Regions from separate parts of the Homo sapiens genome. Here regions 1 and 3 are each linked to region 2. A link is a contact called in ENCODE Hi-C data. All regions are on one chromosome and are shown on one strand. The core of a region is the stretch at or near the end of the contact, and the rest is flanking DNA. Distances in the headings are between cores, read along the strand shown.

The links. Hi-C counts contacts between places; a loop is a spot of excess contacts on that map. Pooled maps may share reads with other maps.
Region 1: a map with no recorded cell type shows a loop between it and region 2 (11-fold over the local background). The contact joins the promoter of H2AC25 here to the promoter of LBR in region 2. A Hi-C loop is called at or near these places in 2 of 37 single-sample maps with no recorded cell type and 8 of 50 pooled maps.
Region 3: a loop to region 2 is called in a map of B cell, with 15 times the contacts of the local background. The contact joins the promoter of GALNT2 here to the promoter of LBR in region 2. A Hi-C loop is called at or near these places in 3 of 168 maps with a recorded cell type or tissue (B cell, CD8-positive, alpha-beta T cell and naive thymus-derived CD4-positive, alpha-beta T cell) and 8 of 50 pooled maps.

What each region holds. Positions count from the first base shown.
Region 1 is chr1:228,454,747-228,459,122 of GRCh38, reverse strand. It overlaps H2AC25 (H2A clustered histone 25), which reads left to right and starts at 1,250. Exons shown (of 1, transcript NM_033445.3): 1 at 1,250-1,759. The coding sequence starts at 1,306. The coding sequence ends at 1,698. H2BC26 (H2B clustered histone 26) reads right to left here and starts at 1,020. Exons shown (of 1, transcript NM_175055.3): 1 at 565-1,020. The coding sequence starts at 993. The coding sequence ends at 613. RefSeq lists enhancers at 1-540, 541-1,127.
Region 2 is chr1:225,426,646-225,431,295 of GRCh38, reverse strand. It overlaps LBR (lamin B receptor), which reads left to right and starts at 3,258. Exons shown (of 14, transcript NM_002296.4): 1 at 3,258-3,342. RefSeq lists a silencer at 2,842-3,671 and enhancers at 3,504-4,175, 4,176-4,650.
Region 3 is chr1:230,065,361-230,070,197 of GRCh38, reverse strand. GALNT2 (polypeptide N-acetylgalactosaminyltransferase 2) reads right to left here and starts at 2,960. Exons shown (of 16, transcript NM_004481.5): 1 at 2,792-2,960. The coding sequence starts at 2,917. RefSeq lists enhancers at 1,151-1,230, 3,585-3,744 and silencers at 2,145-2,204, 2,645-3,454.

The DNA.
Region 1 (4,376 bases), core at 1-2,500, 3.0 Mb before region 2:
TTGGGAGGCAGAGGCGGATGGATCACCAGGTCAGAAGATCGAGACTATCCTGGCCAACATGGTGAAACCCCGTCTCTACTAAAAATACAAAAAATTAGCCAGGCGTGGTGGGGCGTGCCTGTAATCCCAGCTACTCGTAAGGCTGAGGCAGGAGAATCGCTTGAACCCAGGAGGCGGAGGTTGCAGTGAGCCCAGATTGCGCCACTGCACGCCAGCCTAGAGACAGAGCGAGACTTCTTCTAGAAAAAAAAAAAAAAAAAAAGAAAGAAAGAAAAAAAAAAGAAATCTCGTCGTGAGTTAATAGCTCTGCGCGGAGGGAGGGGATGGAGAGGGGGTCCTTGATCGCCTCCCAACATTACTGAGCTACATCACCTGAGCAGTTTCTACCCCGATTTCTGTAACGAGCAGTTTTTCTCGTTCTGTGCCGGCGCGCGCGCGCACACACACACACACACACACACACACACGGCTCAGATTCGGCCGCACCCGGCAACCGCTAGGGTGCATGGAGACACATTAGGTTACATAACCCTTCACCGTGTTCGAAACCCTTTCTTGATCGTGTGGGTGGCTCTGAAAAGAGCCTTTGGGTTCAGGACGCCGAGGAACGCCTCACTTGGAGCTGGTGTACTTGGTGACAGCCTTGGTGCCCTCGGACACGGCGTGCTTGGCCAGCTCGCCGGGCAGCAGCAGGCGAACGGCCGTCTGCACTTCGCGGGACGTGATGGTGGAGCGCTTGTTGTAGTGTGCCAGGCGGGAGGCCTCGCTGGCGATGCGCTCGAAGATGTCATTGACGAAGGAGTTCATGATGCCCATGGCCTTGGACGAGATGCCGGTGTCGGGGTGCACCTGCTTCAGCACCTTGTACACGTAGATAGAATAGCTCTCCTTGCGGCCGCGCTTGCGCTTCTTGCCGTCCTTCTTCTGTGCCTTGGTGACAGCCTTTTTAGAACCCTTCTTGGGCGCAGGAGCCGATTTGGACGGGTCTGGCATGATGGCTGAGTCTCTCCAAACAGAAACGCGCGGCGCTCGGAGTAACTCTATTTGTACGTTTTGTATTCAAATGAAGGCTCAGGATTTGCTCACTTCTGATTGGATCAAACGTTGTTCTACGTCATCGCTGGGAAAGGAATACGCAAATTAGGAGTGCCAGGTTCTTTTTCTGATTGGCTACCATAGCCATCCAATCGAACGCCGCGGTCTAGCCTACCTCTGTACCATACATAAGGGCTCGCTGGCCTTCACTGCCCTCTTGTTTTTAGTCTCGCTTTTCGGTTGCCGTTGTCTTTTTTCCTTGACTCGGAAATGTCCGGTCGTGGTAAGCAGGGTGGCAAGGCGCGCGCCAAGGCTAAGTCGCGCTCGTCGCGCGCGGGGCTGCAGTTCCCCGTGGGCCGCGTGCACCGGTTGCTCCGCAAGGGCAACTATTCGGAGCGCGTGGGCGCCGGCGCCCCGGTCTATCTGGCCGCGGTGCTCGAGTACTTGACTGCCGAGATCCTGGAGCTTGCCGGCAACGCGGCGCGCGACAACAAGAAGACGCGCATCATCCCGCGCCACCTGCAGCTGGCCATCCGCAACGACGAGGAGCTCAACAAGCTGCTGGGCCGCGTGACCATCGCGCAGGGTGGCGTCCTGCCCAACATCCAGGCCGTACTGCTGCCCAAGAAGACGGAGAGCCACCACAAGGCCAAGGGCAAGTGAGGCCGCCCGCCGCCCCCGGGGCCCCTTTGATGGACATAAAGGCTCTTTTCAGAGCCACCTACTATCTCGAGAAAAGAGCCGCACTGATCCTGCAGTTCTTTATAGGCCGGAGGCCTGATCACCCTAGGCTCATGAATGAGCGCAGTGGCCATGGGGAAGGGCGCAACGGGAACCGAGACCCTGGGGACTGATTGGGCTGCATACTTGCGAGGTGGGCAACGTGTTCTGTTAACAACAGGGAACCCTCGTCCACAGGTGGCCACCCCTTGCTCTTGAGTCCCACCCAAAACCTCTAGTAGGGTTTTAATAACGCTCACCGTAAAGGTGTCTTCATAATTACTAGTGACAAGTTCTCTTGACTCTAGCAAGGTTCCCGTGTGGTCATCAAGTACAGAATGCAATTTCTTAATGATTTATCTGATATTAAAAGTATTTATGATCTCTAAGTAGTTTGCACTTTAATTCTGAAGAGTAAGTCTATGGATTTCTATTTAAATTGCTAAGTTTTAACAATGTGAGCTCCACCAGTGTTAAGATTTAATTTATTTGGCTGGGAATTCTAAAGGTCATGAGGAAAGTTTCAGTACTTAAAAGGAACCAGATTAGTAGATGCTGAAAGGTATAAACCTTTTAAGAAGACTTAATTTGGAATAGGATAATTATTTAAAGGAATTTAGTTTGTTTAATTCGGGTTGGTCAAACATTAATCAAAGATCCCCTTAAATTGATTGCTAAAATTGGAGAACAAAATAATTTGTACACTGTTTTTGAAAAGGAAAACTAAATTTGCGAGTTAAGCAAATTTAAAATGAGTATTGTTAGAACCAGATGAATGATGATACATGTGGACTTTAGGAAAATAACGGTTTGTAACTACATTTTTCCTTATAAAATGGAGGGTTTAAGAGCGTCGGAGACCTCCAGGCAAATTAACTGAAATGGCTGTGTTAATAGCCCCTAAATCCTGGAGGAGAGAGGTTCATTGATTTAATCCACGATAATCCCTTAAAAAATGTTTGCCACAAAATCAGAGCTCAGAAAGTGTTATTCTTCTGTTGTTATCTGTACAGTTTTCATTAATCTATTTCTCAAAATATGGATAATTCCTACTTTGTTTTTATTTTTTCTTTAATCCCCAAAGTGCTAGTATTTAGTTAATTGACACCTAACAATTGCATATTATATGGGGTACATAGTGATACTTTGAATACATTTATTATCAGATCAGGGTAATTAGCAATTATTAAGTATTTATTGTAATAATAAATACAGGCCAGTAAAATTATTCAGGAATATTATATAATTTATATTTACCCTACTAAAATTGGGTCTACTCAAGTCAGGGCTTCCTGGACACCAGCTAACCACAAATCTGCATGTCTTTAGAAAATATCCCAGTGCTATGAAACTATTTGAACCAAAAATTGGTAAGCAGCTGCTCCAACAGTGTGGATCTAAACAGCACAATATTCACAGTGTGTATCACGAGTGGGCACCATTTCAGTAAAACAAAACTGCAAGGACTGGCCAGGAGAGGGTGTAGCCTTCCAGAGATCTTTTCATTATTTTTCTTGTGAAAGCCTTCATTTTCAGTTGAAATTTATCTTTATGTATTTATATCTATGTAGGTCACTCTATCTCTTCAAATACCCTTTAGTGGTATTTAAGGTTTTTGCAGGGTCTGGGGACTTAGGTGTTTCAACTATCACCATGGATTTCCAGATTTTGTAAAAGGTGCTCAAATGGGGTGAAGGGGGAGGCAGCGTGGTGGGAGGGCTACTTTGGGGTAGCACTGCATTTGTTATCTCTGAGGCTATGGTGTTTCACAGACAGTAACGAGCCACACAAGCTATTTAATTTTCAGATAATTAAAATTTAATACAAAGATGTAGTTCCTCAGTCACCCTAACCACATGTAGCCAGTGGATGCCATGTTAGCACAGATACAGAATGTTTCCAGCATCACAGAAAGTTGCACTGGACAGCTCTGGTCTAAGATCTGGTTCTTTATCGGGTTATCTGATTCAGAAATGTAGTAAATTATCCAGTGCTGCCTGCTTTGGTAAGAGAAAACTCATTAGACTCTTTTCTTATTTTTTATTTTTTTAAGACAAAGCCATGCCCTGTGTCCCAGGCTGGAGTGCAGTGGCGTGATCTCGGCTCACTGGAACTTCTGCCTACCGGGTTCAAGTGATTCTTCTGCCTCAGCCTCCCAAGTAGCTGGGATTACAGGTGCCTGCCACCATGCCGAGCTATTTTTTTTTTTTGAGATGGAATTTAGCATTGTAGCCCAGGCTGGAGCGCAGTGGCGTGATCTCGGTGCAGTGGCGCCATCTCAGCTCACTGCAACCTCTGCCTCCAGGGTTCAAGCAATTCTCCTGTCTCAGCCTCCCGAGTAGCTGGGACTACAGGCGACTGCCACTATGCCCGGCTAATTTTTGTATTTTTAGTAGAGACAGGGTTTCACCACCTTGTTGGTCAGACTGGTCAACAACTCCTGACCTCAGGTGACCGACCCACCTTGGCCTTCCAAAGTGCTGGGATTACAGGTGTGAGCCACCGCGCCCGGCCACCCAGCTAATTTTTGTATTTTTAGTAGAGACGGGGTTTCCCCACATTGGCCAGGCTGGTCTCGAACTCCTGACCTCAAGTGATCTGCCCGCCTTGGCCTCCCAAAG
Region 2 (4,650 bases), core at 2,009-4,508:
TGCAGTGGCAGGCTGAAGGGCTCCTCAAGAGCGGCCAGAGTGGGCGCCGAGGCCGAGGAGGTGCAGAGAGTGAGCGAGGGCTGCTAGGGCTGCCAGCACGCTGTCACCTCTCACCAGCACTTTGGGAGGCCGAGGTGGGTAGATCACTTGCAGTCAGGAGTTGGAGACTAGCCTGGCCAACACGGCCAAACCCCATCTCTTCTAAAAATACAAAAATTAGCTGGGCATGGTGGCGTGCACCTGTAATCCCAGCTACTCGGGGCTGAGGTGAGAAGATTGCTTGAACCCAGGAGGCACAGGCAGTAGTGACCCAAGATCGTGTCATTGCGCTCCAGCCTGGGTGACAGAGGGAGACACCATCTCAAAAAAAAAAAAAAAAAAAAAAAAGAGGATAAGTGCTGCAAACATACATATAGTATGTAGAAGAAGTTTCAAATAATTTTTAAATTGCTATTGAGATGGACATAATGCATCATGTTAATTGTGAGCTCCATTTCTGTGTGAATAGAAACCATATCAAACATCATCAGTAGAAATGTGTTTTTATCGGACAGCTTTTGAGGTACCTCTACCTTATGAATAAAGGCTTTCTGCAGTTTGCAGCATACAGAAGTTTGTTCCTTATGTAACAGTACCAAAAGAATCCAACTGGATCTCACGCCACGTGAAACTTTACCTACACGTCTTTCCTGAAAGAGATGTTTCAATCCTGGGAACCGAGATCCTCTGGAGACCAGAGCCAAATAACTGCCACATTGGAATGCATTCCGCTGGGGGTTCCTGTATTTTATATATGAAAGCTTCCTGGCCGCATGTGTGTTTTGGTTGGCTTTAGTGGCAGGACTGAAGGGTTTTGCTTTGCTTTTGTTATGTGAATGGGGAAAGGGGCTTTGCCACTCATGGCCTCATTAACAACAATGGTGCCAAGATGCGGACTTTTAAGTGACTTTTACTTTATAGATTCTGAAAACCCACAACTTGCTAGTTGTGAGTGACAAGCATCTTTCTGAGAACTTTCTGAAAATTCCCCACTTCCAAGTTTACACAGCCTTTAGTAGACTTAAAAAAGAAGAGAAAAATACCAAACAGTTCCTTTGTTGAGAAAGCAGCCTACATATAGATCTGATTGTTCATGGTATGTTTGAGTCCACGAAGTAGAAATGAACAAAAATTATTGCTTAGTTTTCCTGATGTCAAATCAGTTTTGTTTTAAAAATGTCATTAGTAATTTATTAGGTAAAATGTTAGCTAAGCTAACTCTAGTTAATTTACAAAGTTTTGGCTTCATTTTGTTATGATGAGACTTTATAAACCTGATCTTTAAAATAAGGTTCTTAAAATTTTTAAAAATTTATTTTATTTATTTTTTGAGACAGAGTTTCGCTCTTCTTGCCCAGGCTGAGTGGCAGTGGCATGATCTCAGCTCATTGCAACCTTCACCTCCCAGGTTCAAGCGATTCTTCTGCTTCAGCCTCCCGAGTAGCTGGGACTACAGGTGCTCGCCACCGTGCCCAGCTAATTTTTGTATTTTTTTAGTAGAGATGGGGTTTCACCATGTTGGCCAAGTTGGTCTCGAACTCCTGCTCAGGTGATCCAACCGCCTCGGCTTCCCAAAGTGCTGGGATTATAGGCGTGAGCCACGGCGCCTGGCCAGGTGTTTTTTTTTTTTTTTTTGAAACGAATCTTCTTCTATTTCACAAGTGGAAATCATCCAGGAAATGTGCACCTCAAGGGAAATCCAGTGAAATCTTGATTCTGGGTAGAACATATGAGAAAAGAATAGTGTAGCACTCACTGCTTGGCTATTTGGGATAGGATCTGTCTTAGGTCCCCATAAGCGCTTTTATTTCTGTGTAATTTACTGCAAAACTCTATGAGGTAGGACTAATATTATCTTATGTCAAGGGTTAAGACAATTGAGACTTGGGGGTTTGTCAAAAATAAAAGATTTTCTGACTTTGGAGTGCGATGTGCATTTCTGTTGCACAGATCTCCACCAAGGGCAAATTCGATGGCAATGACAATTTGATGTCAGAACTTCTCAGGAAAGGCTCTGATGAACTCATTCACACTGCATGTGAATGACTGAGAAAACTCGATGTATTTTCACTTTTTTTTTTTTAAGAAGTAAACCTGGGTGTTTTGTAGTTCTATGAGAAAATGAAAGCTGAAGCTAGGCTATAGATGAAAAGTTCTATTCATTATTACAATTTAATAATGCTTCCAAAATAGCAATTCACTTAAATATACCTAGTTAGGGTGTTAAGAAATACTTTGATTAAAACCACACTGCAAAATAGGGAACTTCAATGGACTGCTTTAAACTCTCGACCTCAAAGGAAGGAAATCAACTAACCGATAATGAAAACTAGCAGAAAAAAAAAAGCTTAGGATCCGTAACAGATTCGGAGTCAACAATGACATGACTCAGCATTTTGGGGTTCAATTAAAACCAGGCTTGTAGGTTGCAGGTCAAGTTGTGTTTCGGTGTGTAACGCATAAAACTTCTTGTTCCACGCTCCGCGGTGTTGGGGATTTTCTACTGCATCTCGACAGCATCTCGGGTAACAACCGAGCCCCTCCTCGCAGCGTAAGTCGTAGGAGCCCTCGGCCATTCTTCCCCCTCCCTCCCGCCGCCGGTCCCAGCATCGGTCCGGGTTCGCTTCTACGCAGGTTCAGCGGCCGCGGACACAAAAGCGCCCCTGCTCGCCTTCGATGCCGCTGCTTGGTCCAGGGGCTTCTGTGGGATTTTAACACGCTAAGGAGGGCACTCATAGTGTTTTACCGAGAAACGCTTTCGAGCTCGGATCTTTGGTGATCACTTCAAGAATGTATTAGTTTTCTTTGTAGCTTAAAAAAAAATCTCGTTCGCCAAGCCACCTGGCACCCCAAACACTGCTGCGAGCGCTGGGAGGGAAAGGGCGGGAGCGCGCGGGCTCCGTGTGCTGCGAGGGCGCCTGGGCGGCTGAGATAAGGCGGTGGCAAACGTCGCGCTCCGGGCCGCCCCGCCAGACTCGGTTTCCCCCGCTCACCGGCCTCCCCGCCCCCAGGCAGGGTGGGGCGGGGCGGACGCGCCACGGCGCGCGACCAATCGACAGCGCCGGGGATGATTCAAAAGGTCGAGGAGCCAATGGGAGCCCCGGGCGGCCTCGCCGGTGGGGAGGGGAGGCGAGGGGAGGGGAGAAGCGCCGCGAGGCGGGGCCGGGGAGGCGCGCGCCCGGCTTGCGGGACTGCGGGGCGCGAGAGCGCGGCCGGGTAGCGTCGCGCGCGTGGATCTGCCGCCGGGTTGCTGTGCGACTATTCTCCGGGAGCCGTCCGTGTCACCGCCGGAACCTGGCGCAGGTGAGTGCTTCCACCCCCGCCCTGCTCCCAGCTCCCCGCGGCGCGTTCTTCGAGGGGCCGCTGGGGGAGGAAGCCCGAGGCCGGCGCAGCGGCCGGGCCGGGGACCCTGGGCGCGGGGCCTGGCGCGGCGGCCTTCCCCTCCTCTCCTCGCCTCCTCGTCTCCTCCCCTCCTCGCCTTTTCTGGCCCAGTCGGGTGGTCGGGGCGGCGGCGGGCGAGGCTGGAGCTCGCCCGAGCCGGGCCCGCTGCGGAAATGGAGCTGGGGGTTTTAAACTGCGGACGTTTCCCTCCATGTTGGCGGCGCGGCGCGGCTGTGGAGCGGCGGCGGCAGGGAGGGTTCGTGGGCGCCTTTGTCCTGCCCCACCGCAGCCTGGCTCCCGGCCCCTCCGAGCGCCCGTCTGACAGATGAGCAGGCGGCCCCGCGGTCCTGCAGTAGGAGGCTGACAGGGCGCGGCGGCCTGGCGGGACGGGGAAGGGTCTGCGGCCGAGGTGGGCTTAGATTCGCGCTGCTTGTCACTGGCTTTGAGGGTCGTGGTCGTCGCGGTTTGGTGATTCTCCAGGCACACTGCATGGCTGCTCGCTCCTATGCGTTGAATTCCTTCGCCCGGACAGTCTCAAAAATCGGGTATTTAGGCGGGTGTGCGTGTTCCTGCTAAAGCACGGTCCTGCTTTTTCACCTTTTTGAGGGTTCAGAAAAATGTTCTAATGACAGCCAGCCTCGCACTGCCAGTAGCCTCAAGGGGCACTTAGTAAAGCACTTGCTTTCGGAGGGCTTTGTTGAAGGCGCTTTCCCAGAGTGATTACGGGGCCCGGTCGGGTGTTCACACGAGGGCGCGGTAGATACCGTGGTCCGCGCGTGGACACCTGCAGCGCGAGGCGCGGCGCCTGGGCAGTGCCAGGGTGAACAGGCCCCCGGGGACCTTGCACGTAAACACGTGTAGATCTGTAGTTACGCATTGTAGTAACTGGTGTGTGGGAGAAGATGGAGCTACGGAGAAGAGCAGAGGGATCCTAATTTAGATTAGGCAACAAGTCCAGTTTAAGTTTTGTTTCTCAGGCTGCCTGGGAAGAGGGAGAAGAACGAGCAGGAGGGGAATGATGAGCTGCCCAAGGATGTTTATGGGGAAGAAGGCGCTTCTGCCTTTACAGCCAGGAAGGTGGCCTTTCTGTTGCTTCATGAAGCAAAGGGCGCGGAGCAAGGCCCGGGGTTCCTGTTTGCATTTTGCCTAGTGGGGCTACCGGGGCTCAGGTGTGAAAAGGAAGCTGTCCAACGTCATTCGAGCGTCTTGCTCTATGCCACGTTTAGATGA
Region 3 (4,837 bases), core at 1,711-4,210, 4.6 Mb before region 2:
ATAAACTGCTTTAACATACATGTCCTGAGCCTGGGTGTTGAGTCCCGAGTTGTGCGGCAGTGCCTGAGATTGGTCTTCAGCACTCCCTCCTGCTTAGTTTACTAAACCTGCAATCTGAGGTGAGCTGGCTCTCTGGGTTTTGCCAAGTGGAGAATAACAGTTCTGTGATGAGTTACTTAACAGGCAGGGCACACAATGACAAGCCTGGGCTGGGCTGCTGAAGCAGCAGAAATCCTAGTTGGACTCCCCTCAGACGATCCCTAAAGCCCAATACTGCAGCCTAGTACCCTATGAAAAACGTCAGGATGTGCAGAAACTGGCTAAATATGGAATAAAAGCCCTGACTTGAACAGTATGAGGCAAGAGAAAAAATATAGGTCCACTTATCTCTAAAAAAACTATAGCTAGCTTTTAAATTCTGCCTTTCTGTGCATGGCCCGCTATCTTTTTTTATGTCCATACTTTACAAGCCAAACAAACCACATTTTTTTTTTGGTATGAGAATGAAATAAATTTAGAGACACTTCTAGTGTCTAAATCCATGGAAACAATTGGGGAAGAAAGAAGACTACACGATTTTCCTATACATCAGGCATTCGTGACAGCAGGGCTCTATTTACCTCCTTCAGAAACCATCTTAAGGCTTCTCTTTAACCCTGGGTCCACCACACGAAGTTAATGAGTCTTCCACTGCAATTTCAAAAGCTATTGCATTTACACACCTCTTCCTCAACCGACAAATCACTAAAGCATCCTAAGGGGTAGCATTAAATTTTATGGTTCGTTGACAGAAAGAATAGAATCCCAAATCACCAATCCATGTGTAATTAATTGTTCATTTCCCCCACTTTTTCTACCTGGTCTCCGTACCTGTCTATATTGCCACCAGGAATTCTTTAAAAAAAACAAAACAAAACAAAACAAAACAAAAAAAAACAAACTAAGAATCACACACTTCAGGAGTGTCTGAAGACTTCTGCATGGAAGACCCCTCACACCATCCAGGAACTGAAGCCCACCAGAGTGAGGAATCAGCCTCCGGGAGGCGAACGAGCACGCTTGCTCTTTCTAATCACGTGTACTAATGAAAGTGGCAGACTAAGGAAAGAGAAACGCCAAGGGTGGCTTATGTGTTTGGTTTTCTTTGCATGAAAGGCAGAAAGCTTTGCCAGGTCTCACCAGCACACCAGGCTATGCAGAGTGGCCAAGGCACAGTTTACCGGGAAGCAAAGTTTTAAAAATCATTCCAGTTTTACACGATTATATCTCTGAATGGACTGCACGGCTTTTGCTGCCTGCATGCTCTTTGCTGTTCAAGAATAAACCAAGTCTTCGCGTACATATACTACCTATACCATTTTTTACAAAAACAACGCTAAGAGTACAATGTCAGCTCAGAAGCTAGGCCGATTCAGCACGTGGAAAGAGGGCTTTATTTCTGCCCTTCTAGATAAAACAAATCCACGTAATTTACCAGAAACCACATAAGGCACCCATTCCACCTAACATCTTCGGCTATGAATGAATGAATGAAGCAAAGAAAAAACCTCTGAAGCAGCCAAACCCCGGCGTGGACATTTAGGGGTCTGACTTCAGAACTGAAGTCTGTTCATCTAGTTAGTTCCCTCTGGCTTGTTTCAGGATACCACTCTCTTGTTCCAACCCAACCACCCGTAGTCCATCTCCATTAACTCAGAATTTTCTGGGTTTGCGGTGACACTAAATGTCACAGTAACGAGGGTTACAGGAATTCGGAAAAGATAACGCTGCTTTCAAAGCCGAGGAGCCAGTAAAACACTACAAACGTCCCCTGCCGGCATGCTCCAGCACACAGCCCGACGCCCTGCTCTCCCGGCCGGCGCTCGGCCGCAGGACCGCGCTGTCCCGGCTCCTCTCGGCGCTCACCATCCTCCCGAATGCCCAGGGCCCGGCCGTCCGGAGCGGCGGCACGAGGACGCGGAACCGCAGAGCGGCTCACACGGTCCCCACAGCCAGATCACTCGGCCCCTGGAGCATGTTAAAAACACAGCCACAGAAGAGGGATTCTCCCTGAAGCGGGGAGTGGGGATGGAAAATGCAAGCGCAGGAGGCCACGTCCGGCTCGCGCGGGAGGGCCGGGGGCCGGGTTGGGCAGAGGGTAACGCTGGGGCCGCAAGGGAACGGCCGGGACTGGCCTCGCTCGGGGCGCAGGGGCGCACTGGCCCCTGGCTCGCACGGGCCCTGGGGCTTTACTTGGCACGGGAGCGGCCGCCCCTGCCCCCCAAAGGTAAAGGGCAAAGAAGGTGGCAGAAACACGGAACCCACGCCCCGCGGAGTGACAGGGGGAAAGGGACGAGGATTTGCAGCCGCTGGTATCAAAGGGCTGAAAAGAAACTTGGACTCCTCTCTCCTGCTGTACATGACGCGTTGGAAAAGCGGTCGCCTCTCTCTCCTCTCCTCCCCACCCCCTTTGTGTTTCCCAACACCCCCATCCCTAAACTTCCAACCGCAGGGGATGGGGCTCCCGGCGGCCGGACAAGACTCGAATTACGACGAGCAGAGAGAGGGGCGACGTCCACGAGAGGGGGCAGAGAAAGGCTGCGGGGGCCGCCCTTTCGGAGCCCGGCGTGCGCAGAGGGGCCGGGTGCACCCCTGCCCTGGGCACTCGGCGCGGAGGCCCGGGACGAGGGCGGGCGACGCGAGCGGAGGTCCGGGCGGAGGAGCGCAGGGGCGGCGCGGAGAGGGCAGGGGACAGGGGCGCAGGGTGGGGGGTGGGCGCAGGGGCCCGGCCGCGGCAGGGCGCTCCACTCACCTTCCTGCCGGCGCCGCCGCCCGCGCCCCCGGCCAGCGCAGAGCCGCCCCCCGAGTACATGTAGTAGGCGATGCCCAGCACCCACAGGAAGGCGAAGCAGAGCAGCATCCGCGAGCGCCGCCGCATTCTCCCAACTCGGCCGCCGGCGGGGCCGCCGCTGCTCGCGAGTGCTGCCTGGGCCGGCCGCGGGCGCGGTGGGGGCCGGGGGAGGAGCGGAGGAAGGGGAAGGGCGCGGCGGCGGCTCCTCCTCCCGCGCGGTGCTACTGCTCGGCGGCGGCGCGCACTCGGCGCCCGAGCTCCGCCCCGGGCCGGCGGCGCCGCGCGGCACCAGAGCAGGAAGCAGCGGCCTCGGAGGCGGCGAGGGGGGTCAGGGAGCAAAGGGCGACCAATCGGCGGCGGCTGCGGGGGCCGGGGCGCGGGCCGCGGGAGGGGACTGCCGCGTCTCCATGGCTGCAGCACGCCGGGCTCCGCCGTGAGGGCCTGGGCGCCGCCCCGCCCCCGGCCGCCCGCCCCTCAGCGTGCTCCCCCCGCCGGCCGCCCCCTCCCCCGTGAGTGACAGGTGGCTGCCCCGGGACCCGACTGGAGCGCGCGCACACGTGGGCAAAGAGCCTTGCTCACGCACACGGGGCCTCTCGATTACGGGGGCGGTAGTGGCCTCGGTGCTTCCTGCCCAGACTGTCACCTCTTCAGCCTTGGTCTTTGGGGCCACCTCAGACCCTTAACGGGCTTGCTCTTATTGGCCAACTGACCTGAGTTTTTGGTGCAAACCGCCCGCTTGAACCCGACTTTGCTGCTGCTTGCTGCAGTTTTCTCACTAATCTTGCAGCAAAACATTCCTGACCCGCTGGTATCGATTTTATTTATCTATATAGGCAGATGTGGAGGTTTTGAGTTGGTAGGAACTGAGAAGGTAATTTTCAAAAGAACATTTTTCTGTGGGTGACAGAGCTATCAATGGTAGAGTTGTTCTTTTCAATAAACACAAAATGAGGAAGAAGGAAAGCAATAATATATTGTTTAAAATCTTTTCTTTCTCATTCGTTGCGTTCTTTAAAAAGCACATTAAGCATCTTTAACGATACAAGAAAACGATCTGTCTTGTAACATAATCTATGTAACCTTGGTGATGCCCTTGCAACACGCAAAGCTTCCAGTGTTCCTAAGAAAGACAGAAATTTTACTTAGAACTTGATATATTAAATGTTTTCAGGAGCTTCTCGGTCAGAGGATAATGGCAGCTGCCTGATATAAGTCCGTACCCATATCCTCAACGAAACAAAAACAAGCCTTCAGCATTACTTAGAGAGAATGCCATGAACTGAACATTAAATTACTTAAGTAGAAGAAAGAAAAGATACCAAATTCCAACTGAGCTCCCTCCACTATTGCCAAGGACTTAAGTGAAGTACAGGGTTGTCACCTCTTTATAAATAGAAAGTCCAACACCAAGAACTAAAAACTGAACAGAGGTCAGGTGCCTTATTGATCAAGGGAAGAGATTTGAAAGAAAATGGGACAAGAGGTGAGAGGCTTGAAGGAGCCTTGTTTCTGGGAAAAAGTCAGATAAATACGAAAAGAAGATAATGTCCTTCAGAGGCCTGACAATGAAGGGAAAGAAGGAAGTCAGAAGGGAAAATTACAAATCCTGCAGAAATGAAAGAGAAGACAGCCAGTCCCCTCCCCAAACACCAACATTATCTATTAAAAACTGCATTTCAGTACACAGATAAAAGAAAACACTCTTGAACCGGGAACCCTGCCTCAAAATGCCTAGTAACAGAAAAACATCAAATCAACTGCATTTAAAGATTCTGCAAAAAGAAAACAGAAATCACATTTCTGATGATAAAAAATAAATCATAACATTTTCGCTGATGAAAACCCCCACAATAAAAACCATGAAGCATAAGAAAATTGTAATACCACATGTCAAACTGAACAAAGTGTCACGTATTTGTATACACATACACACACACACACATATCTAGGATAAGAAATTTCAAGAACTGAAGACAGACTAGACAAAAATTAGGAAGAAATGCAACA